Linked DNA regions of Mus musculus: region 1 is linked to region 2. Evidence: chromatin loops called from intact Hi-C (ENCODE). Cell type or tissue: gastrocnemius. All regions are shown on one strand. Each heading gives the region's core, and the rest is flanking DNA. Links, peaks and the distances in the headings are about the cores only.

Region 1 (12,074 bases), core at 1,717-9,716, 57 kb before region 2:
CCTAAGGCTAGCCTGGGCAATATAACAAGACAATAGATCACTGTTTCAGAAAAGGATGTCTTTGGACTTTCTAATAACCAATCATCCAACAGAAAAAGCATAAACCAGAAAACAAGCAAACAAGCATTTAAGTCTCTCTCTCTCTCTCTCTCTCTCTCTCTCTCACACACACACACACACACACACACACACACACACACACACTAAATTACAAACAAAGGCTGCACACAGTTTATAAAAAGTGACACTGGCTTTCATGCGTTGATTTGTTCCCTTAGTTTTGAATTCATCCCCTAGTTGTTAAGAGGGCCTTGTCCCTGGTGGACTCTTTGGAGGAGTGGCCACACACAAGGCCATATCGTAAGCAAGTAGAGATGCTCTTAATTCTTCTTTTGTGATTTAAATGCTTTAATCTTGGTTTCTTTACTGGTTTTTCCATTTTGTTGAGTGGATTCCTCCATCTAGGACTTCCTGTCTTCATCTTGGACTGGATCTTGCTGGAAAATCTTTTAGGTTTTCCTCACTGATTTTAATACCAGCTCTCTCTCTCTCTCTCTCTCTCTCTCTCTCTCTCTCTCTAAATGACTGATACAATGAAGAAGTCTTTTCTCTTGCTACTTAAACTACTGGGCACTCACAAGCAGCTAGCCTGGTATGTCAGCAGTGAACAACTAAAGCAGAATGTGAGTGTTTCACTCCCTAAAAGATTTGTTTAAATAAAACATGTTTTGTGCCTTTAAAACATTGGAGAATATTCCGTGTGTTTGGAAAGAGTGTGTTCTCTACTGCTGCTGCTGCTGCTACTGCACAGAGTGTTCTGAGCATGTCAATTAGGGCCGTTTGATTTAAAGTGCAATTCAAAGGGCCTGCAAGGTGACTCAGAAGGTGAAAGCACTAGTTGCCAAGGCTCATGGCTTCAGTTCAGACCTTGAGGTCCATGTGAAACTGACTCCTACAAGTTGTCTTCCATTCCCTGCACACGAACCACAGCATGTGTATGCATGCACACATACACATTTTTTTTTAAGTAATAAATGATTTGGGGGCTGCAGAGATGCCTTAGAGTTTAAGAGTGTTTGCCCTACAGGGCTGGACTCACATTCTAGCCTGAAACCCCAGCTCCAGGGAACTACACATGCGCATAAGTAGAAAGAAAACAGATATTTCAAATAAGAAAAGCAGACATTTCCTTATTAATCTTCTGCCGAAATGACCTCTCCCCTGAGAAGCCTCCTATTTCCCATGGCCATGTTCCTTTAGACTCGTTACTGTTTGCCTTATGCATTTGCGTCCTCCAATACTGGGTGTGTGTGTATTTATAATTCTCTTGAAGACTTGACGAGTGTATCATTAACTAATGGCATTTTTGTCTCTGACAGTTTTGACTTGAAGGTTTCTGACCTTTCCTTGGTACCATTTGCATGGGGGAAAATCTTTTATCTTTGACTCCCCACCCCCAGGCTGCTTCCTCAAAGCTAATGTAGGTTTCCTGGGCTGGGGAGATGGCACAGTGGCTAGTGTGCTTACTGGGCAGCATTGAAGACCACGCTTTGGATCTCTAGTACCCATATAAAGGCTGGGTGGGTGTGGCAGTCTCTCTGTAATTCCCGTGCTTGGAAGAAGTAGGTGAGGTTCCTACAGCAAGCTGGCAAACTAGACTTGCCAAATAGACAAGCTCTGGTCTCAAGTAAGAAGCTCTGCCATAATGAAAAGTGATGTTCCCAATATCAACCTCTGGCTTCCACAGGTGGACACACACACACACACACACACACACACACACACACCACATTTAAAAGAATCTACTATAAGTTTCTTGTAGGAAGCATATTCTTGGATCAAAAAACCCATTCTTTTAAAAAGTATTATTCTTGTTATTTCATTAGTGTATGTGAGTCTATGTGTGTGTATGTGTGTGTGTGTGTGTGTGTGTGTGTGAGAGAGAGAGAGAGAGAACCTTATGTAATTATTTCCTTTGCACTCCTTCATTTTGTTCTAGAGGTATCTGGAAGAGTCCAGAGCAGAAAGAGAAAGAAGTAGACTGAACATGGCCAGCAGACTGGACCTGACCAAGGCTCTTTGTGAGAGAGGAGGAAAATGAGTAGCTGAGGGGAGGGTAGCCTGTGAGCTGCGGGAAGTCTAGGGTAGGAAAGGGAGCTGGGAAGGACTAGGATGCTAGCATAGACTTTGTGCAACAGAGTAGCTGTGATACTGAGGGAGCTTGGAGGCCATCAGTATTGATACTTTAATAGGCACCAGAGGTTGTGATAGTCCCTTTGCTAGAGTTAAAGTAAATGACTCATTTTGGTAGAGGGGAACTGGGTTCCCAAAGTTCCTAAGAGTGCTGGTTTTTATCTAACTTCCAGAAATCTTCCTAGAGGCCAGGTTGGGCCCATTTCTGGATATTTGGGCTGCATTTTTAAGTTGGGGGAATTGGGGTTTCCTTGGATCCTGACACTCAGGAATTTCCATGGTGTCACATATCCTGAAGTTCTTCTCCTAAAAATCAACACTAGGCAGGCTGGTGGTCCAGGCGGAGGTGACAGTACAAGAATGAATACCCTGCATTCATGTAAGCAGTCATGGTGGCACACACCTGTAGCTGCAGCCCAGGGGTAGCGAGTGGGCAGAAACAGAACATCTGAATGGGTGAACTCCACGTTCAGGGAGAGACCTTTTCTCAGAAGACAAGGCAGAGAGCAACTGAGGCAGATACCCAGTGTTAATCTCTAGACGCACGCGTGGCATCAGTTTTAATATGAGAGTAGCCTAGTCAACATAACGATATCCAAGACAGCCAGGACTTTCCATGGGGAGTGTGTGTGTCCTGTCCCATCCTCTCTCCCCAGTTCACCTATCAACCACCCCCTCATTCCCAATGCCCCCACACTCTGCACTGAAAGGGAAAAAACCAAGGTCTTGCACTTGTGTACATCTGGGCAAGGGCTCAGTCGCCAAACTATACCCTCAGCCCAACAAATGGCAACTTTGTAAAGAACAGAGGATAGAATTTTAAAGCCCAAGACACAACATTTCATATACACAATGACAATAGAAACATTTTCCTGGTCTCTTATTTTGCCCAGGAAGTTTTAAAATGTTAAAATGAATCCTGAAGAATTCACTTATCATCTGATGCCATAAAAGGTCATTTTATGTACGGGTAACAGTATCGCTTACCAAGATTAAACAGCAGGTAAGTAAGTAAAGGGTAGACTCTCTCTCCATTCATGATGTCAGCAAGGAGCAGGGCTAGCTCTCCTGCTCTTGGGCCTTCTAGGCTAGCTCACCTAACCTTACACCACAAGGGGCAGCTTTACTGTGCTGCCCAGGCAAGGTACAGGGCCTGCTTTCTCAAGTGCCACAGCTGGCGAGAGTCGGGGACAGCTCTCCTGTGCTCATGACTTTGGGGCTGGCTCACCTACCTGCCACAGGTGGTGAAGGTTAAGTGGGGGGAAAAGGCATTTCTCCCTTGATCATACCACCCCACCACCGACAAGGGGCAGGACCAGCTCTCTTGAGTGTGGTGGCCGGTAAGGAGCAAGATCAGCCCAGCAGTGCCTCAGGCAGCATTTCAGAGCAAGGATATCTGCAGGCCCTTTGGTGGTAAAGGGCCTGGGACATCAACACTGACCCAATATGATCAGTGACCCAGACCTGGCTCCGGGTAGCAGATATGGGCCCAGGTGTTCCCATGGCCTCAGATGGCAGCACAGACCACTCAGATCAGCATGTCCCCTTGTGGTAGCATGGCCCGCAGGTATCTACATGGTCTCTCTCTGGTGGCAGTCCAGACCATGCACATTGCGTGGCCATTGGTGCTAACTCAGGCTACAGACACTGACACAGATCCTAGCTGCAGCAGGACCACAGATCCAGACCTGGGCCTGGAGGCATCTTGGGCCAAGATCTCACCATGGCCTTAGGTGCTTGCACCTTATTTGCCTGTTTCTCACTGCCATCAAGTCTCCACCTTTCTTTACAGCGTGTGAAGCTCTTGCCTCCCCACCCCCCTTCTTTCCTATGTCTCTACAACACATTTGCCCATCGTTGTGGCACTGTGATGGTTTATATATGCTTGGCCTAGGGAGTGTCACTATTAGAAGGTGTGGCCTTGATGGAGTAGGTGTGTCACTGTGGATGTGGGCTTTAAGACCCTCATCCTAGCTGCCTGGAAGCCAATATTCTGCTAACAGCCTTCAGATGAAGATGTAGAACTCTCAGCTCCTCCTGCACCATGCCTGCCTGAATGCTGCCATGTTCCTGCATTGATGATACTGGACTGAACCTCTGAACCTGTAAGCCAGCCCCAATTAAATGTTGTCCTTGAAAGAGTTGCCTTGGTCATGGTGTCTGTTCACAGCAGTAAAACCCTAACTAAGACAGGCACCCACACTGGAATTTAGGTGTCTTTCTTCTGGCTTCCCCAGGCTGGTGGGACCAGGGGCAATTTTTTTAAAACATGAGTGCTGGGGTGGGGGTTGAACTTGGGTCCTCCTGTTTGTAGAGCAAGTGCTCTTACCCACTAAGCCATTGCTGCAGCTCAAGTAAGGTGAAAAGAATTAAAGACAGAAAGACTATGTAACTTACTTTGAAATATTAATCCTAGTCTATCAGAACTCCCAGAACAATAACAAGTGCAGTTAGACCATCAGACAGACAACTGCATAGACATTCTTGCACATGTGCTGTCCAAATATGGGTCAATGGCCCTTGCTGAGACATGGTTCTAAAAGTCTGGGGCATGCATACAAAAGCTTTCCTATTTCCCCACTTCCTGTTTTTACTGATTAACTGAATTTTGACTGTAGGTTGACACAAGAGACTCCATTTTGGTCCTGACAACTCTCACAGTCAGCTTTAGCTTGTGGAAGATCTACCTAGGGACTGTGAGGGTCAATAGGTGTTACAGTTTCTTCTGGGCAGAGAACATACATTTCTCTTGTTGCTGGGATCAGAGCCAGAACCCTGACAGCTCTAGGCACCTAGGCTGGACCACCATCCTCAATAGGCCAATTAAACACACAGGGTAGTGAGAAGCAGAGAACGCTGGTTAAATCAGTGTGGGCCAGTGACCTCATTCTTCTAACTCCATCTTTAAGGTCCTAACAAGGTTTGGCTATAAATAGAAGGCAAGAAGTAAACACAGCTAAAAGTCCTGTTATAATGTGGTCCTGCACATCACACACCATTATCTTGGCTCTAGGCTCTTCTGGATGGTAGTGTGACGGCTGTCAGAGTCATAGGGAATCTTTCTGAGAGATGCATTCTCCCTCTGGCTGGCAAGGACTTCAGTCTTTCCCTTCCCCCAGCAGGAGGCTCCCGGGAGGCTCCAGATTCTCAGGGATGCTGTTTCAGTAATTTGGCAAATGGAAGGGAGAGGTACTGGTGTCTTCTCCTTGCCAACCTGGCACCTTGTCAGGTTTCCAGGCTCAGACTTTACCATGCTGATAAACAGAAATACAAGCCTCTGGAAAAAATGATCTGAAGTTTGACCTTTTACAATTTTACAAAAGATAAACAAACTCAAGAGTGTATAAAGTAAAAGGCAGAGATGATAAAATCCTGTCTGGCGATGCAATTGGGCAAAGTTAAGAACACCTGAAATCCCGAAGAAACCCGGAGGCTTTGCCAGGAATCCTCCCAAGTTTGGTGAGCCAGATTCTAGAAACTTGTCTCGACAGTTCTGAGGTTCAGGCTTAAAATCCAGGCAGCTGCGGTGATTTGGGGAAAGTGGGGTGTGTTTGAGTCCATCAGGGCTTTCCCTTTGACCTCAGGTGGGCTTTATGTCAGGAGCCTCTGGGTTCTTGTCTTTTGATTCTGAGGAGGGAAATTTGCGGACAATGAGTTTAGACCAGTTTTCTTACAGATTCACAGGTGGGAACTTAGGAGAGAGAAAGGCAGAGACCCTGTGTAGCAGGACAGGTCCCCAAAAAACACAGAGATGTCAATCTGAGAGTGTTTTTTAGTATAGGAATTAACAGGAACTGGCATGAATCATGGAGAGGGTGGGTCCAGTTGTCCTCCCCTGACCCCTGCAAGGTGTGTTGAGGTGAACTCTCTCATAGTATACCTTCTGGGTATGGTGTTGGTCCAAGTGTTATAATCTTTATCCAAAAATAACAGGAAGTCCAAAGAGCAGCAGCCAGAGCCCTTCCTACCACTCCAAGGCTCTGGCTGTGGAGAAGCCAAGGACAAGAATCTCTAAGAGTGGTTGTTCTACACTGCCTGTCTGATTTCTATCTGCTGGTGCCAGCAGGGCCACGGCCTCCCTGGAGAATGTCTGGTTCTTCTTGCCCCGAGTGCTTGTAGCCTTCTTGGCTGCTGGCCACAGCCCTGAGGTCACCTCCCTTGTCACCAAGTCCTTTGGCTTAAGTTTTCCCTTTCCATGCCAATCCTTCTGTTCGCCTCATGTTGGGATGCTTGTGGGTTTAACGTGACCGACAGTCATTATCTAACACCGTCATGTGCAGGCTGGTTTTTGTCAGCTTGACACAAGCTGGATGCATCTGGGAAGAGGAAATCTCATTTGAGGACTTGACTCCGTGTCTGTGGGGCATTCTCTTGATTAGCTATGGAGGAGAGAGGGCCCAGCCCACTGTGGGTGGTGCCATCCCTGGACTGGTGGCCTTGGGTTTTATATGAAAGCAGACTGAGCAAGCCACAAGGAGCTGGTTAGTAAGCAGTACCCCTCCATGGCCTCTGCTCTAGCTCCTGCCTTCAGAGCCCTGCCTTGAGCTCAAAAACCTACCCTGACCTCTCTTAAGGGATGGATTATGATCTGGGAGTTCCCATCCATAAGTTGGCTTTGGCCAGTGTTTTCTCCTCTCAATAGAGAAGCAAACTAGAACTGTCTACAAAGACTTTCTATAAAGATGGTGACGTTCCCCAATTCCTGAGATCAAAGCATGGAACAATCTTAGGGGGAACCATCATTCAAACGCTATAGTAACTCCTTGAATGGGCTGTAGAAATAGACAGGTTTGATAGCTTGATTGAGGAAAAGAAGGAGGAAAAAAGAAAGATACTGCACCCAACAGAGAGTGTTGAAAAAAAAGCACCAGAGGTGTGATTCAGAGGCTGAGATGAAAAGGAACGGGAGAAGGAAATTCTTGGCTTTCTTCCAGCAAACCAAAAAAAAAAAAAAAAAAAAAAAAAAAACAAAAAAAAAACCCGGAAATAAGGTTGTCAAGTGTCTAAGACGTCCCGGTTTGCCAAAACAACTCAAGAAGACACAGAGTAACCAATTGTTCCATTAAAATGATTCAAAACAGCCCTTGCAAAGCGCCCACAAAGTAGATGAAAGGTGCCACCTCATTATCCAGGTGGTTGGGGCAGAGCTTTCAGGGATGGTACATTTTCACCCCACATCCTAACTGCGAAGAACGGAACACACACCTGACTCTATGACAACAGCAGAAACCTGAAGTCAAATGGGAAAAGAGCATTAGATATAGAAATTGGTAAGTCAGTCTTACTCTTGGCGAGTGTAGCTAGAAACTGCTAAAGTTGTCCATGAAATAACCTTAGACAAAAAAGGAGAGGGCTTTCTGCCTTCTGTGTAGTTCATGCAGCACACTATTAAGAGTCAAAACGGGTATGGGTATGTTATTTTCAATTTGCTACAATTTGACACTTATAATAAACAGAAGACTGTGAGTCAGTGAATAACACCAGGAAATTGATTAAGCCTATGGTTTCCAATAAAACTGTGTGTGCACACGTTCACACATGCATATGTCCATGCAAGTGTGTGCACCCATATTTGCACGTAGGTCAAATGAGGGCATTGGGTGTCCTGCTCTGCCACTCTCTCTCTTACTTTCTTGAGACAGGGTTTCTCTGAACCTGGCACGAGACTGGTCAGCGAGACCCCCAGTGACCCTGGTATTTCACTTCTATAGCACTAGAGCTACAAGAGTGTGCAGCCATGCTTGGCTTTTTACTGTTGCTTGGAGGGATTTGAACTCAGGTCCACATGTTTGTGTAGTAAATGCACTTACCTACTGAGCCATCTCCCCAGTGGCCCCCATAAAGGTATTGAGCAGAAATGAGAGGCATGGTTCACATCAGAACTGGAACAGTGTGTCATCTAAGAAGGCATATAGGAAGCCGGACAGGAAGGCAGAAAAAAAAAAAAAAAGCACAGTGTGATAAAAGCAATGGCAGCATTGTGGCTACTGAGGGAACATGTATCACAGTGGGCTTGTGAGATGACTGTGCAGTTGTCACAGCCAAAGTAAAGGCAGTATCAAATTCCCTCTCTTGTGTGTGCATGTGCATGTGTGTCTGTTGTATGTGTGCATGTCTGTGTGTCAATGTATGTGTGTGTGCATGTCAGTGTATGTGTGCATGTCATGTATGTATGTCTGTATGTATGTGTGTGTGTCAGTATATGTGTGTATCAGTGTATGTGTGTATGTGTGTTACTATATGTGTGTATGTATGTGTGTCAGTATATGTGTGTATGTTTGTGTGTGTCAGTGTATGTATGTTTGTATGTATGTATGTATGTATGTATGTATAAGTTGGTGCTAGTCCAAAATCCCGAACTGTGCCTCCAGTCAGGAGCACAAGCATACAGTTGTGGACAGAACGTTGACAGGAAACTATAGTTTATTTGTCTCTTTTGTTGTTTGTTTGTATTTTTTTTTTTTTAGGTTCATGCAGCCCAGGCTAGTCTCAAACTTGCTATGTAGCCAAAGTGGACACTGAACTCCTGATCCTCCTGTCTTCACCTTCCGAGTGCTGGGGTTACAGGTACATACAGCATGCCTGGTTTGGACAGAGTTGGGGATGGGACCTCAGGGCTTCATGCATGCTAAGCACGCTTTCTACCAACTGAGCCACGTTCCCAGCTCCTGGCTGCTGCTTTACCCTCCTTTCAAGTCTTTATTTTACCGTCTTCCTCCTAAAGGCAGCGGTCACTGTAAACAGGGGCCTCAGCAGCAGGCAGCAGCTGTAAACACTTCGAGGCTCTGCATGCCTTGACCGCATGGAGAGACGACATCCAGTGCCGGCCCCAGCTCTGTGCTGTGAAGGCACAGTGTGAAGCTGGGACAGAGAAGATGCTGTCTCAGAACACAGCCCCGTTGTTCAACAACTCCTGACTGTATTGTTGAAAACAGAGCTGCTCGGACAAACCTGGCAAACATCGCTAATGAGTTAAGGGGGAAATCTTAATGAATAGAAAACCAAGTCACTCTGTTCTCGGACTTAATGTGATATCTAAAGGCTACCAATGAAGGGCTCGGGTAACTTCCCTGGGGGCATGCTAAGCAAGCACGCGCACCCTATTTAAAAGAAAGATTGTATTTCTTTTCAGACATGACTGCACCTCCCTCATCACCCAGCATGCCTAACTGTTAACACTCCTGATGCTTTCACAGCGGTGACATCCCCAACCTTTCAAATTGTCTCTCTCTTTAAAGAGGTCCTCTACTGTAGCTCTATCTAATCAGATTTAAGCAAAATTGCCCTGTGAGACTTTTGAAGTTTCCTGAGGAACAGGCTACACTCAAAGATCTCTTTTCTTCTTTGCCCTGCCCCCCTTCATCTTGTCTGTGAGAAATGCCAGGGTCTCCATTGGCTTTCTGGCAACAATGAAATCCAAAGCCACAGACAGGTTCAACAGAGGTCAAGTGGTTCTACCGGGAACTTGTTCCGTCTGACACTTGCCAGGTCTGACCCGCACTTGGTAGATCTGGTGTTTTGGTCACAGAAGAGCAATTTGCTCTACTTGACCAAGTCATTCTTAAGAGGACTTTGGGACGTGTAGCCAATCACAGGCTGAGGTGATTGCTATTTCATACAGCTAGCTATTGCTTTTTGAAAACGGAATGGTGCTGATAGAGCTAGCAACTTGACCTGTGGAACCAGACAGTGTGGGATAATCTTTTTGTATACTGTGTGAAGCTGTGTCGGAAATGGAGGAAGAAACAGGTGCTGGTACTGAAGAAAAATAACCACGTGGCAGATCATAGATTAGTATAAACCAGTTGATTTAAGTTATACAAGCTAGAAGAAGCCAGCTGAGGCCAAGCTTTTATAATTAATAAAAGATCTTTGTGTCATTACTTGGGTGGCTGGCAAGTCAAACCAGTCTGGCAATAAAATAGTCCTTAATCAGCCACATGCCAGTATGAGGATGGGCAAAAGAAAATGGTAACTGGATGTGCCACCAGTGAGGAACAAATGGGTAAGTGAATTACAATGGTGTATGCATTTGAGGAAAGACATTTAGTTACTTACTTTATGCAAATGAGACAAATGATTCCTAACAGAGTTTATCTCCAATGATAAACCAGATGTCCGTGCTTCAAGCTTTCCATTCAGCTTGGGATGGTATACTCCTTTTCCCAAATACAGAAGAGTGTGATCAGAAGGGGAGAGGATAGAAGAGGGTGAGATTCAGGGACACAGGTGGAGGGGTGAGGTGGGGCAGGTTGGGGGCGGGGCAAGACCAGACAACACTCCCTGACCCTAGTGCTGGGTTGTGATTATTCATCACGGGAGTTGGGGGCTGGCAAGCTGAGGTGACCCAACAGACAGGGCTGTGAGCCCAGATCCTGGGAGAGAGCTGGGGAGGCCCCCCACTGGAGAGTGCAAATGGTGTAAATTATTCCAGGCGGTCTTCTGTGATGACTATATGAACTAATAATTCCACATCACACTCTAGTAAGGCCATGTTTCATCCCAAGATGTCAAGGGAGACTGAGAAAGCTGCTGCTGTCCAAGACTCGAGAGAGGAATTCTGAGAATCTGAGGCAGTGCGTGAGCCCCAATGCAGCAGTAGATCTGAGCTTATAAAAGAAATTTCTCACATGGACATGGAGAAAATTTGCCTCACCTACCGTATTCATCTAACTTCTCCCCCAATAACCACTCCTTCGAGCACCTTGATGGCTCTCTGCGGGGAAATCACTTCCACAGCCAACAAGCTGCAAAAAGGCTTTCCAAGTGTCCATCAAATTCTAAAGCAGGGATTTTTACAATACAAGAATAAGCAAACACTTCTTATTGGCAAGGGTGTATTGATTATATAGTTGCTATTTTGATGAATAGAGACTGGAGCCTAGTTGTAATGATTTTAAAATTCACAGTCTTGGGCTGGAGAGATGGCTCAGAGATTAAGAGCACTGGCCACTTTTCCAGTGATCCTGAGTTCAATACCCAGCAACTACACGGTGGCTCATATTAATTTATAATGAGATCTGGTGCCTTCTTCTGGTCTGTGGCATACATGTAGGCAGAACACTGTATGCATACTAAATAAAATAAAAAATAAAATTCACAGCCTGAAATACAGCTCCGTTTACCCTAAACTCATATATGGCCACCTGCACACAGATAAAGTTTAATACCATTTAGAAAAATGGTATTTAATGCCCCCCTTCCTTTCCTTTCTTTTTTTCTTTTTCTTTTTTTTTCTTTTCCTTTTCCTTTCTCTTTTTCTTTCTCTTTTTCTCTTTCTTTTTCTTTCCTTGGTATGATTAGTCTAGTTAGGACTTTCAGTGCCAGGAATAGACATGTTGAGTGGACAGATTTGTCTTCCATGTTGGAAGGAATGCTTGCAACTTTCTATCATTGAGCAGGGCCTTAGCTATGGGCTTGTCTTCCACAGCCTTTTGTTGGGAGCCAACTCCTAGCAGAAAGCAGCTATCATCTCTGCAGCCATCTCGGGCTATTTGCTTACAGGTGGTACTTGTCCACCCTGACGAGAGACTTGCTTTCCTAGCATGATGTTTTTGCAGGAAGCCCACCACAGCTGAACACACTTTGATAACATCTTGTTTTTCTCCTATCTATCCTGGACTTGTGGTTAAGTGTCTCCAGCTGCACTCCCCAGCTTGTGCTTTTATGCTTATAGCTGCCTTCCAATAAACAAAACTTGAGACTTGATCAGACACACTGTCTTGTCTCCATTTTTTTGTGTCTCTTACCCCTCAGTCCCCACTCTCTCCCTCTTGCAGACCCCATTGACTGACCCAAGGACCAGATCAGCCTTTGTTATGTTGAAGTACATTCCTTCCATACTTAAACACTCAATAAGTCTGCCACACAAGAGTGTTGAT
Region 2 (12,074 bases), core at 2,315-10,314:
CCATTTTTATTAGGGTTATTTGTTTCTCTGAAGTCTAACTTCTTGAGTTCTTTGTATATATTAGAAATTAGCCCTCTATCAGATTTAGGATTGGTGAAGATCTTTTCCTAATTTGTTGGTGGTCTTTTTGTCTTATTGACGTGTCCTTTCCTTACAGAAGCTTTGCAATTTTACGAGGTCCTATTTGTCGATTCTTGATCTTACATCACAAGCCATTGGTGTTCTGTTCAGGAATTTTTCCCCTGTGCCGATATGATCGAGGCTCTTCCCCCATTTTCTCTTCTATAAGTTTCAGTGTATCTGGTTTTATATGAAGGTCTTTGATCCACTCACCAGGCCCCTTGCAATGTCATCTGTTTGCAAACAAGGTTATCACAGAAAACAAACTTCCAGCTCTGCTCCAAGTACATTACTGCAGTTACAGCAGAAAGAGTCTGAGGCAGGAGGACAGCAAGTCCAAAGCCAGCCTGAACTACCTGGCAAGACTCCTCCTCCCTTCTCCTCCCTTCTCCTCCTCCCTTCTCCTCCTCCCTTCTCCTCCTCCCTTCTCCTCCTTCCTTCTCCTCCTCCCTTCTCCTCCTCCCTTCTCCTCCTCCCTTCTCCTCCTCCCTTCTCCTCCTCCCTTCTCCTCCTCCCTTCTCCTCCTCCCTTCTCCTCCTCCCTTCTCCTCCTCCCTTCTCCTCCTCCCTTCTCCTCCTCCCTTCTCCTCCTCCCTTCTCCTCCTCCCTTCTCCTCCTCCCTTCTCCTCCTCCCTTCTCCTCCTCCCTTCTCCTCCTCCCTTCTCCTCCTCCCTTCTCCTCCTCCCTTCTCCTCCTCCCTTCTCCTCCTCCCTTCTCCTCCTCCCTTCTCCTCCTCCCTTCTCCTCCTCCCTTCTCCTCCTCCCTTCTCCTCCTCCCTTCTCCTCCTCCCTTCTCCTCCTCCCTTCTCCTCCTCCCTTCTCCTCCTCCCTTCTCCTTCTCCTTCTCCTTCTCCTTCTCCTTCTCCTTCTCCTTCTCCTCCTCCTCCTCCTCCTCCTCCTCCTCCTCCTCTTCCTCCTCCTCCTCCTTCTTCTTCTTCTTCTTCTTCTTCTTCTTCTTCTTCTTTTTCTTCTTTCTGAGACAGGGTTTCTCTGTGTAGCTCTGGCAGTCCTGGAACTCATTCTATAGACCAGCCTGGCCTTGAACTCAGAAATCTGCTTGCCTCTGCCTCTGGCTCCCAAGTGCTGGGATTAAAGGCATGCACCACCACTACACATCATTTTTAACGAATGTACTCCAGTTCACTGTTGTAGTCTTAACACCACTTATGGTCATCCTGTTTCTGTAGTGGAAGTGCTGTGTTGCTATGGTAAGGTGTATCTCTTCTCAGCTGGGAATCCTGTGATACTGTGGCATGAACATTTATACTAGGAAAGGTAACAAATAAAAACAATGTAATCCCTGCTTTTGAGCATCCAGTGTAGAATCCAAAATAAATTCAAGACCACCCAGCCCCTCTCCCTTCTGAAGGGACTTTCCAAACTCATGGTCAAAATGACCAGACTAAGCCTGCAGCTGCCAAAACAAGATTAGCAGTTCCCAGAAAAATTCCCCTACCCTGCCCCACACTGAATTCTGAAAAAAACAACAAACTGCCCTGACCTTGTTGTTAGAATTCCCGTGATGTTAATAGCTGTGATGTTAATAGCTGACCCATAAATTCAAAATGTACTGCTGCTTTGCTGACCAATCATAATAACCCACCATAAGGGCAGGCAGAGTGAGTCACTAGGCCAAAGGTAGTCACCCTATGCAAACCAACCAATGCCTGAAAGGGTTACTAGCTACACCAATGAGAATAAGCCAGCTAGCCTTGTTGCCTAAATCTGCCCCTTACAAGGTATAAAAAAATGTGTTCTTTGTTTGTTCAGGGTCTCTCCTCTTGCCTGCATGCTGAGGGGGGTCCCCAATGTGTTGGATCAATAAAAACCTCTTGTGGTTTGCAGCGATGTGGGTCTCTGTGGTCTTTGTGAGTCTCTATGGTCTTTGTGAGTGAGGGTCTTTGGCGGACTCCAACACCAGCAGTTGACTGTTTAGTAGCAATTTCACAGCATTGCCTAAGAGAGCAGAGGAAAAGGCAGGTGAGGGAGGGACTGGGAAGCCATGTGATTACCCCAGGCAGGGAGAGTCAGGAAAGATGTATGGAACTGTACTTGGCTGTTTTATTACTAGGAGTGATTAAGAGCAAAACCAATTCAATTATAGAAGAGTTTACAAAAAGCAACACCAGTGTCAAACATTCAGCATGGGGCTGGAGCAGGGGGCAGGGGTGGGGACAGAGCTGAGAGCTACTCACACAGAGGCTGCCTCTCTGAAAATGGGATTAGGTGTTGACAGGGGAGTACTCCCTTTCAGAAGGTTGATTCTGCTGTGAAGAAATGCTCAGCTCAAGGCTGGTGGCAATGATGACTGGTTTTCTTTAGCATGGTAGATCCAGATGGGAAGCAGTTTGTTCCGTTTATCCTCAAGTTAGCAGGATGGAGCCCATCCTGAGACTTGACGTGTATGTGATGGAAGTTTGATGTAGATCTACTTTATTCCTTTAAAAGTTACTTAGAGAGGCTGGACAGAGGCTTGGTCAGTGACAAGCTTGCTTGCAAGCATGAGGAGTTGAGTCTGAGGCCTTAGCATCCCCAGGAAATGCCAGGTGCAGTAGCACACGTTTGCAAAGCCAGTGCTGGGAGGGGGGACCCACAGATGGCTTCCTAGGTGCTGTGCCATGCTTGCAATCCAAGTACTAGCGTGAACTCAGATGGCTTCCTGGGGCTAATAATTCTTTCAACAATGGAGATCTGGAAGTACTGTACTTTGTAGCCATTGATTTTGGAATTAGTGTCTTCTCTCTGGATTTCTAAATCAATGACCCACTAGGCTTTCTTCTGTTGCTCTTCCCAATAAACATGTTTCTTGCCACATTGTTGCAGGCTTATACCAGGCAGCTGTTTGTTCTCTTGTCCTGGACTCTTGCTTCTATCTTCATTGCTATTTCTTTCCATGTACCATTGTCCTGATTCTTTCTCTTTTTCCCAGCTTTGTTTGTTGGCTCACTCACATGGGTTTTGACTCAGGGTTCCCCGCTGTAGCCAGGCTCACCTGGAACTTACTTTTCTCCTGCCTCTGTCTCTGGGTGCTAGAATTATAAGTACACACATGCCATCATGTTTGGATTTTTCTTCCTTCTTGATAAGGAAGCTAAATGATTCCTTCCATCCTCCCATCCCTCCCTCCTCCCCTTCTCTCCCTTCCTCCTTCTCTCCATCTCTCCTTCCTTCCTCTCTCTCTTCCTCCCATCCCTTCCTCTCTCCCTCCCTCCCTCCTTCCTTCCTTCTTTTTTATTTGAATAATATTTTCCTTTGGGGGCTGGAGAGTTGGTTCAGCAGCTAAGAGTGCTCAAAGAGCTTGTGTTTGCTCTCCACTGCCCATGTCACACAGCTCACAGCCGTCTATGCTGGCTTTCGGGCAGCTGATGTCCTCTCCCGGCTTCTGTGCTCATGTGCTTGATGATTCTCCATACATAAGGAGGTCAGAGGGCAACTTTGTCTGTTCTTCCTTCCCTCCATGTGGGTGCCAGGGATTGAACACAGGTCACCACATTTGTCAGCAAGTGCCTTTACCAGTTGAGCCATCTCAAAATCCCCAGTCCTCCCTCCCTCCCTCCCTCCCTTCCTTCCTTCCTTCCTTCCTTCCTTCCTTCCTTCCATTCCTTCCATTCCTTTCTTCTTTCTTTTCAACATAGTATTTTTATTGATTATTTGAGAATTTCATACCATGCCCCCCAATCACACTCACTTCCCAGTCCTTCTAGGTTTGTGCCCCCCCCCAATCTGTGACTTCCTTCTGAAGAAGAAGAAGAGAAGGAGGAGGAGGGAGAGGAGGAAGAAGAGGAAGAAGAGGAGGAGGAGGAGGAGGAAGAGGAGGAGGAGGAGGGAGAAGAAGAAGAAGAATCAGCCCAATTTGTGTTGCCTATATAATCACTGGAGCATGGCCAAACTCCCAGTGGCTAGCCCCTTAAAGAAAACTGAGTCCTTCCCACCCAAAACCCTTCCAGAAGCCATCAATTGTGGAGAGCTATGCTTCAGCATCACTATCACAATTTTAAAGAGTTCTCTTCAATGGCTTTCTGTCTAGGCTGTTACTGTGGGGCAGGGGTGGAGGAGGTAGGGGTTGTTATGGAAGACTTCTTTGTCCCTCTTTCTCAACCGTGAGTCTGCAGTCATCGACAGCACAGCAAAAGAAGCTTCCTTTTCCTTCCTTGTCATCAGGAGCCCGGGTCACAGGCTTCCAAATGGTTTCTGGTGACATCACAGACCGCAGACATCCACGTGGTCTCCAGTGTCAGCATGCGCCACAGACCTCAGCATGGTCTCTGGTGGCAGTACAGACCACGGACATAAACACAGCCCTCAGTGATAGCACAGGCCACAGGCACCATTATAACCCTCAGTGACAGCACAGGCCAAGGACCACATGGCTTCAGGTGGCACACAGACCATGGGTTGTGTGGTGTGGCTTTTAGAGATAATGTGAGCCACTGATACAGCATGGCTCCCAGGTGCAGTGGGACCATGGACTTAGACATGGTCTTCGTCAGCAGCATAGACCATGGACAAGAAGATGAAGGCCCAGTTCTTACATCGTGTATTTTGAGAGCCTATTTTAGGTTCATTTATGTTGCAATTGCTGTTTTCTGCTATTTTCACCATTTCATCATTATATACTGTCCCCATCTTGTGAGATTTCTTGCAGCAAGGTCTAGTTTGTAAGATAGGAACATAACTGAGAGCGTTCACATTGTCCCTTTTCTGTGTGGTGTACTTCCAGCCATCCTTTGTCACCAGCTCCCCTCTCTGTGATTCCTGCTGGGTCTGTGATCAGTGACCAGCAGGCAGTCAGATATTGGTGTCTGCCCAACCCTCTAACGTGCTTTCTGGAGTAAGACAGAAAGAAAAAGGTCTGAGGCCCAGCGGTTGCTCAGGGGACACTTCCTCAAGTGGCACATTTTCTGTCCCCTGCCCCCATCCAATGCCTCAATTAGTTCTTCCACCTCCAGCATCTGCCTCGGTTGGTTTCCAGAAGCATCATCCTTGCCTCATTCTTGACACAAGGCAGCATACCTGAAGGGAAAGTGGAGAGGGTAGCCTGGACTCCTGTTCCACATACCGACACAATCCTGACAGTGCTCTTACTCGCTGAGCCATCTTACCAGCCCCAAGGTACAAAATTTAAATCTAGCATTTGAATATATAGTATCACCAGACCAACCTACTACACACACACACACACACATATCTGTGTGTGTGTGTGTGTGTGTATATATATATACTCCTTCATGCACAGATGCATATTCACAAATACACACACAGAGAGAGAGAGAGAGAGAGAGAGAGAGAGAGAGAGAGAGAGAGAAGAGAAGAGAAGAGAAGAGAAGAGAAGAGAAGAGAAGAGAAGAGAAGAGAAGAGAAGAGAAGAGAAGAGAAGAGATCCTTTAGCATGAGAGCCATCCATCAGGACCTGTGCAGGCCGGGGCACAGCTGAGCTGTCTGCAGCAGCAGCAGCAGGATGAGGGGCAGATGCAAACGTTTCTTGGCAACAAGTCTGGAAATCCACACCCATCCTCCTCCTGACTTGATTGACACAAGTAGGTGCCAAGTCTTAAGGGCAAGTTTCAACACTTGCGTGCTGCCCTAGGACTTGCCAGAGACCCTTTGGCCTAGAGTCACCCCTCTGGCCCCTTGGCATTAGGTAATGGTGGTCCCAGGGCATCAGGTAATGAATGGGGGTCCCCAGGATCCACTGGTGAGCTCCTCACTCCCAGAGGGCTCATCACTTCCCAGTGATGCTCAGTTGGCAGAAACCACTTCTCATTAGGAGCCAAAGTCCTCAGCAGGCATCCAGGACTGACTCCAATGGCATCCTGGCAAGCCTCCCACTTATGACTAGGGTTCACCAGGCAGAAAGTGCCAAAGGGACTCAGAACCCCCATGAGCCACACTAAGTCTTCATATAGCGAGCAACCCAATCTGGAAGGTTCATGTAGACATGCCCAGAGGCTTTTTCCCCAGTGTGCATCCCTATGAAGTTGCTAGGTGACAATGTTTCCTGGGGAGATGGAACACACACGTGTCACTCATCCCAGAAATGGAGCCTGTAGCCGATCAAAGAGTGATTATACCAATGTCCAATATAGGAAACCAATGAGGATTTGTGGGGAGGGGTGGCGGGGTATGGTTATTAAAAGCCCTGTGGGTGAGAGGTTACCTACAAGGAGAAGGAATAACACAAAAGCTGCTGCTTCCCCAGAAAGTCCACGCCAACGTGGCGCCAACTCTCAAACCGCAGCCACAGGAAGCTCTCTACACAGGCAGCGTGCAGGCAACTCCCCAGCCAGAACCTGTCTTTCCACAGTTAGTGGAGTCAGAGTCTCCAAGAGTGTTTACTCTCGTTATGTGGCTGGGGAGAGAACCTCAAGAATCTTTCGGGTTTCTCTTCTTCCAGACAGTGACCTTTTGTTCCCCTCACCAGCCTGTCGAGCCTCCTCTCCCTCCGGAGAAAAGTGTTTCAACTTAGAGTAGAGGTTCTCAAGAAGGTCGTGACCATTATGTGACAGTCGTAACAGTAACAAAATTACAGTTATGAAGTAGCAGTGAAAAGAATTGTATGGTTGGAGGAAGGACATCCAGACCTGAGGAGCTGTATTAAAGGGTCACAGCGGGAGGAAGGGTGAGAACCACTGTAAGTTGGACTGGAAGAAGCGTGTCACACAACCCAAGCTGTCAGAGAAGACCAAAACCACAGCAGGGGGCAGAACTCTGCTCCTCCTTTAGAGGTTGTCTTAGTTGGTTATGTTTCTAGTACTGTGATAAAACGCCACGACCAAAAGCACCATGAAGAAGAAAGGCCTTATTTCCTGTTGTCCATCATCCGGAAGGAAGTCAGGGCAGAAGCTTAAGGCAGGAGCCTGGAGGCAGGAGCTGATGCAGAGGCCATGGAGGGGTGCTGCCTACTGGCTTGCTTTCCACGGTTTGCTCAGCTTGCTTTCTTATAGAGCCCAGGACCACCAACCCAGGGGTGGCATTGCTCACAGTGAGCAGGGCCTGCATTCACATCTACCATCCAGAAAATTTACTACAGACTCAGCCTTTGGCCAGTCTGGTGGGGGCATTTTCCCGAGGTTCTCTCTTTCAAAATGAGTCTAGCCGGTGTCAGGTTGACATAAAACGAGCCAGCACACAGGTTAAAGACTGTGTCCTTGAGCACAGACAGGAAACTGACAAAGAAGAAAACTTTATTTGGCTCATAGTTCTTGTATGTAATGAGGGTGACAAGTGACAAATCAAATCAGAAAGGCAAAGAACAAATGTGAAAAGTGTGTGTGTGTGTGTGTGTGTGTGTGAGCACATGTGTGCGTGTGTGGACATTTGTGTGCCCATGTGTGCATGCATGTGTGTGCACATGTGTGCATGCATGTGTGTGCGTTTGTGTACACAATCAGTAATGAGTACTGCGAGGCCAACTACTCACAACCAAAACAACTGATCTAATTCCAAGGGACAGGCATTCATTTCTCTGAACCTGCCCCACCTCTTAGTCCTGCCATGACAGATTTCCACATGAGCATTGGTGGGAGAGGCAAAAACATACCAACCTCAGCATGTGTTATGATTGACAGGTGCCAAAGAGATGTAACTTTATTTGGGGAATGATCTCATCTTAATAAGAAATTGAAGTCATCACTTAAGCTCTTAATTATTCTGTGTGTCGCTTGCCTCTACTCTCTTGGGTTCCATGGTACTCCTCTGGGTAGTTCCATGCCAGACAGTAAGCACCCCACTGTTGGGGTGCTTTTTCAGCAGCTGCCTCATATGCCTGACCCCAAGGAGCATCAGGTGCAGGGGAAATCTGGGTTTCTCTCCTGGGTCTCCTGGGTCTCCTGACAGTGGAGGAGGCTCTCCGACTCCAAACACTGGCTTCTCTTATTGCCAATGCTACACAAATTAGGTGCAAGCGTACCTTCTAGGAAGTTCTGGACTTGGTCCTACAGAGCACAAATCCCAGAGGACTGCACATAGGTCCTACTGGGTCCCACCATCAGCTCTTGGGTCCTTGTGAGCCTCATTCTGCTCTCCATGTAATCTTTAGCTGACATCCCTGCTAACCTTGTTTCTATAATGAAACAGTCACCATTTTATCATGTCTACTGGTGTAGGATCCCCATCTTAACCCTTGCCAACTCCCTCTACGTCACTCTAAGATCTCAAGCTTCCAGCCAGACTGCCAGGCTCACTACCTCTTTCCCATTTCTCAGCTCCGGCTGCTTCCAACTGTCATCTCTAAATGATGACCTTGGGCTCAGACCCCAGCATCTGTTCCCACCCCTTGCTCATGATTTCCCAGTCTTCAGAGCTCTCTCTTGCTGATCTGGTGTTCTGACTCTTGCCTATCCATACCTTTCCCTTACAGATTCTACAAAACCTGTCTCAGCAAAAAAGGACCACACCATCTGGGGCATTGTCAAATGCCACATGGTTACTGCTTGAGCGAGCATCCTCAAGAAAGATGAGGGAGCCAGGAAGATAGCTCACTGGGTAAAAGTGCTTACTATGGAAGTCTTATGGCCTGAGTTTGATCTCCTGAACCCATATTAAAAAAAGAAAAAAAGGCAGATGCAGCAGACCACATCTGTAATTCCACCATTCCCGTGACAAAGGTTGAAGAAGGTAGAGAAAGGAATGTTATCTAGAAGCTTGTGGGCCAGCTAGCTCAGTGTAGAGAGCAACAAAGAAACAAGAGAGATCCCACCTCAAAACCTCCTAAAAATGGCCCTCTTGAGTCCCATATACGTGCTGAGATATGTGTGCTCTTGAACTCACATACGCAGGCCATCCACATGCCACACACCCTCCCGCAGGCACGCTCAAAATGAAATTAGACAAAATAACTCAAGGATGGCAGCTACCTCTGAATTTGGCTGGAGGCAGGAGAGGGTGGTGGCCTTGCCTCTGGGCTCGGCTCTGCCGAGTTCACCACATAGATTGGGTCAGGAGGCCATGAGTCTTCGGAACATTTGCTGAAGACTGGGCCATGACGGCCGGGCTTTGTCGAGCGTGCTCACACACCTGACTTTCTTACTTGGCCGGGTTAAGTTTCTTGCTGCCAACTTGGATGACGGCCCAAGGGCAGCTGCCTGGAAGAGGGAGGCGTTGTGAGCTGCTTCCACTCTGACCTTATTGTCACCTTGTTCTAAGCAGGCCTGCATGGCCTGCCAAAAAAAAAAAAAAAAAAAAAAAAACTAAATCAAAACATGTGAGTTCTTTAGAGCAAAGTTCAAACTAAGGAAGCCAGAACTAAGTTCCCACTGTCTCTCGCAGTGCCACCGTGCAGGGTGTTGACACAATTATAGTGGCAATGTGAGAGTCTTCCGGTCTTTATGTCTTAAAATTAGTGAATGGTAAAGGATCGGGGCTTCGAGTATCGTTTTATGCCTGAGATGAAATTGCCTTTAGGACAGGGTCACTTTCGAGAGACCCAGAACTGGACAGCAGCTCCATTTGTGTTCACTCCCTGTGACATGCATTGCCATAATTATTCCTGAGAGCAGCCCATGGGGAGTAATGCTACTTTAATGTCTTTTGTTGTTGGAGGCCAGCGAGCAAAGGTCGCACAGCCGCCATGTCAGCAGCGGAGTCAGGGCTCCCAGGGTGATGGGATTAACTGTTCCCTGCAGCCTCCACACTGAGGGCCCAACTCTTGCTGTGGTGTTAAGAAGAGCTTCAGGGGTCAGAGGTCAGTTCTGTATTGTAGCCTGGAAAGTGCCAGAAGCCTCAGGACTGGGAGCAGTCCTCGAAACAGAGCCCCACTCCACCCATTTCTCGGCCTATCGGCACAGGATACTGTCCCATCTGTAAAGTAAGGCCAGTGCTCCAACCTGCACCTCATATAGCAGATGTCAAGGGTTCATACCTGCAGAGTACCTTAGCCCATTCCTGGGACACAGGAAGGCTGAGGAACTGCTAGCTGCCACGCTTCATCAAGAGACAGATGTGGTTTCATTGTGAAGGACTTGTCTCTGATGGGCAGAATCACAGCGAGCGATCTCAACAGGGGCTTCTTATAGTCAAGGTTACCCTCCTGGGTTTGGAGCTGCATGCGAGGTGCTGCTTCGGGAGATACTGTGTCATCTTGTCTCATCCTCCGCGTTTCTCTGAAGCAACTCCCAGAACAAACAGAGCAGTGTTGCTAGCCAACACTGACAGGCGGTCCAGTGGCTTTCTTCTAGATGACGTCCTTCCCACTCCCGATATTTCTTTGGAATGAAACACACCTGGCTGTTTCCCAGAGCCAATTCGGACAGGCTCCCTGCGTGTCTTCTGCACGTAGGCTTTTAATGGTGCCTGTGCTGGACAGGCGCTGTTTGAGCAAGTCTCTGCAGAATGTGGAGCGGAGACTCGAGCCAGCACAGAGCTCCACAGAGAGCTTTGATGTGGGTAGCTTCTGTCAGAGAGACCGAGTAGACCCTCCCACAGACTGTCGGCAGCCTGCCCCCTGCATCTCCACAAGGCCAGCTCCGCACGACAGACCGAGTTCTCCACTTTGTACACGCCCAGCCCGGCTCCGCACTCTGCAGGAACCTGTCTTGGCTCATCACTCTCCCTTGGCATCATGGCCCTCAGAACTCTCTGGAAGCGAGGCTGAAGAGTGATGAAAGATGTGAATTCTGTTATTAAAGCTCAACAAAAGGGTTTCCCTGCTAACAAAGAACAATTTCATACAAGAAACAGATGAACACATCTGAAGTCAGCTCTTGGGGCTCAGGGTGTAGCTCAGTAGTAGAGAGCTTACCTAGCGTGCCCAAGGCCCTGGGGGTGAGCCCCAGCACTGAAAAAATTACATAAACAGCTCCCAAAGGCACCCCACATTACAGTGCATCCTAGGAAAGACCAGATTCTATGCAAAATCTTCTAGGAACAGCTAGAACATCGCTGCTCTGCACATAGTGACTCTTGGTGACAGCTAGCACATCGCTGCTCTGTACTTAGTGACTCTTGGGCACGGGTTCTTTAGGAGTCTTTTTCCCAGTCAACTACGACACGGAGGCTGAACGCACCCTCCATCCAACCAGACATTGCCTGTTCACACAGCACTGCATCCATCCCCAGCCCTGTCAGCCCTGTCTGGTATTTCCCGGCACTTCCTCACGGTGTGTACAGTGGATGTGTACAGTGGGGTTAGTCTGTAGAGGGTTCAGAACCATCTTCAGTGTCAGCCGCCCACCAGGCTTCTAAAAGCAGGTCTTCTACAGGTGCAAGCATCCCTAAGTGTTTATGTCAACCTCCCAGAGCAAGGTCTGAGCCACTTGGGAAATGATCTATGCATGAGGTGGATGGCTCTGGTAAGCTTGTAGTTGCTAGAAAAAGGTGTATCCTGTTTATGGATTAGCCTTTTCCGTGCACAATGCTTCCTCCTAAACCACCATCCGTGTACATAGAAAATGTTTTATCCACCATCGCGTGTTCCACACAGCAGTGCTCTTGACCAAAGGACTCACTTTCAGCCAAGAAATGGACAACGGTCCCATGCTCATGGAATCCACTACTCTTAACATGTCCCCCACCGTCCTGAAGCATCTAGCTTGATAGAATTTCCCTTTTGGGTCACTAGGGGGGATAGTGAGTGGAACCATTCCCACCCACATCTCTTGATTCCCGAATCCGTGGATCCTGGCTATGGGAGAAATCATACCATACACTTTATTCAGAGAACATAGTACCTTCTGGACCCTGATTCAAAGCATATCCCACCTTCTGGGGGACCCTGCCTCAGCCCCACCAACCACTGCTTCTTAATTGGCACTTTAACTGTGACTTCAAAAGGCCACTCCACCATTTTGTTAGTGTTCTTAGTTTTACTTGAATGTATACGTGTTTGTCTCTGAATCTATGTCACGGTTGGAGGTCTGTGTGCTCATAAAGGCCAGAAAAGGGTGCCAGAGGCCCTAGAGTCACACAGGCACTTGTGAACCATCCAGTGACGGTACTGAGAAGCGACCCAGGGTCCTTT

Evidence for each region. A loop is a pair of places that touch in the nucleus more often than their neighbours do. Peaks named below come from ENCODE experiments on the same cell type or tissue, not always from the same donor. Only the 100,000 strongest peaks of a DNase experiment are listed, where the experiment ranks them.
Region 1: a loop joins it to region 2, with 1.9 times the contacts of the local background. A loop is called at or near these places in 6 of 42 quality-filtered maps.

The regions. Positions count from the first base shown.
Region 1 is chr13:53,002,605-53,014,678 of GRCm38, forward strand. The region is part of intron 1 of Gm33424 (a long non-coding RNA gene); the gene reads left to right. It overlaps Gm33519 (a long non-coding RNA gene), which reads right to left. Exons shown (of 2, transcript XR_382384.3): 2 at 5,486-5,820. Among named protein-coding and RNA genes, the nearest start is that of Gm33519, 9.8 kb to the right of the region's middle. In gastrocnemius, for the core only: a CTCF peak has its summit at 5,281; DNase peaks (open chromatin) are centred at 5,359 and 6,316; H3K27ac peaks cover 1,965 bases.
Region 2 is chr13:53,058,958-53,071,031 of GRCm38, forward strand. No RefSeq gene overlaps it. Among named protein-coding and RNA genes, the nearest start is that of Gm33519, 47 kb to the left of the region's middle. In gastrocnemius, for the core only: no CTCF peak of the experiment used is centred there; DNase peaks (open chromatin) are centred at 5,901, 8,325 and 9,160; H3K4me3 peaks cover 899 bases; H3K27ac peaks cover 2,011 bases.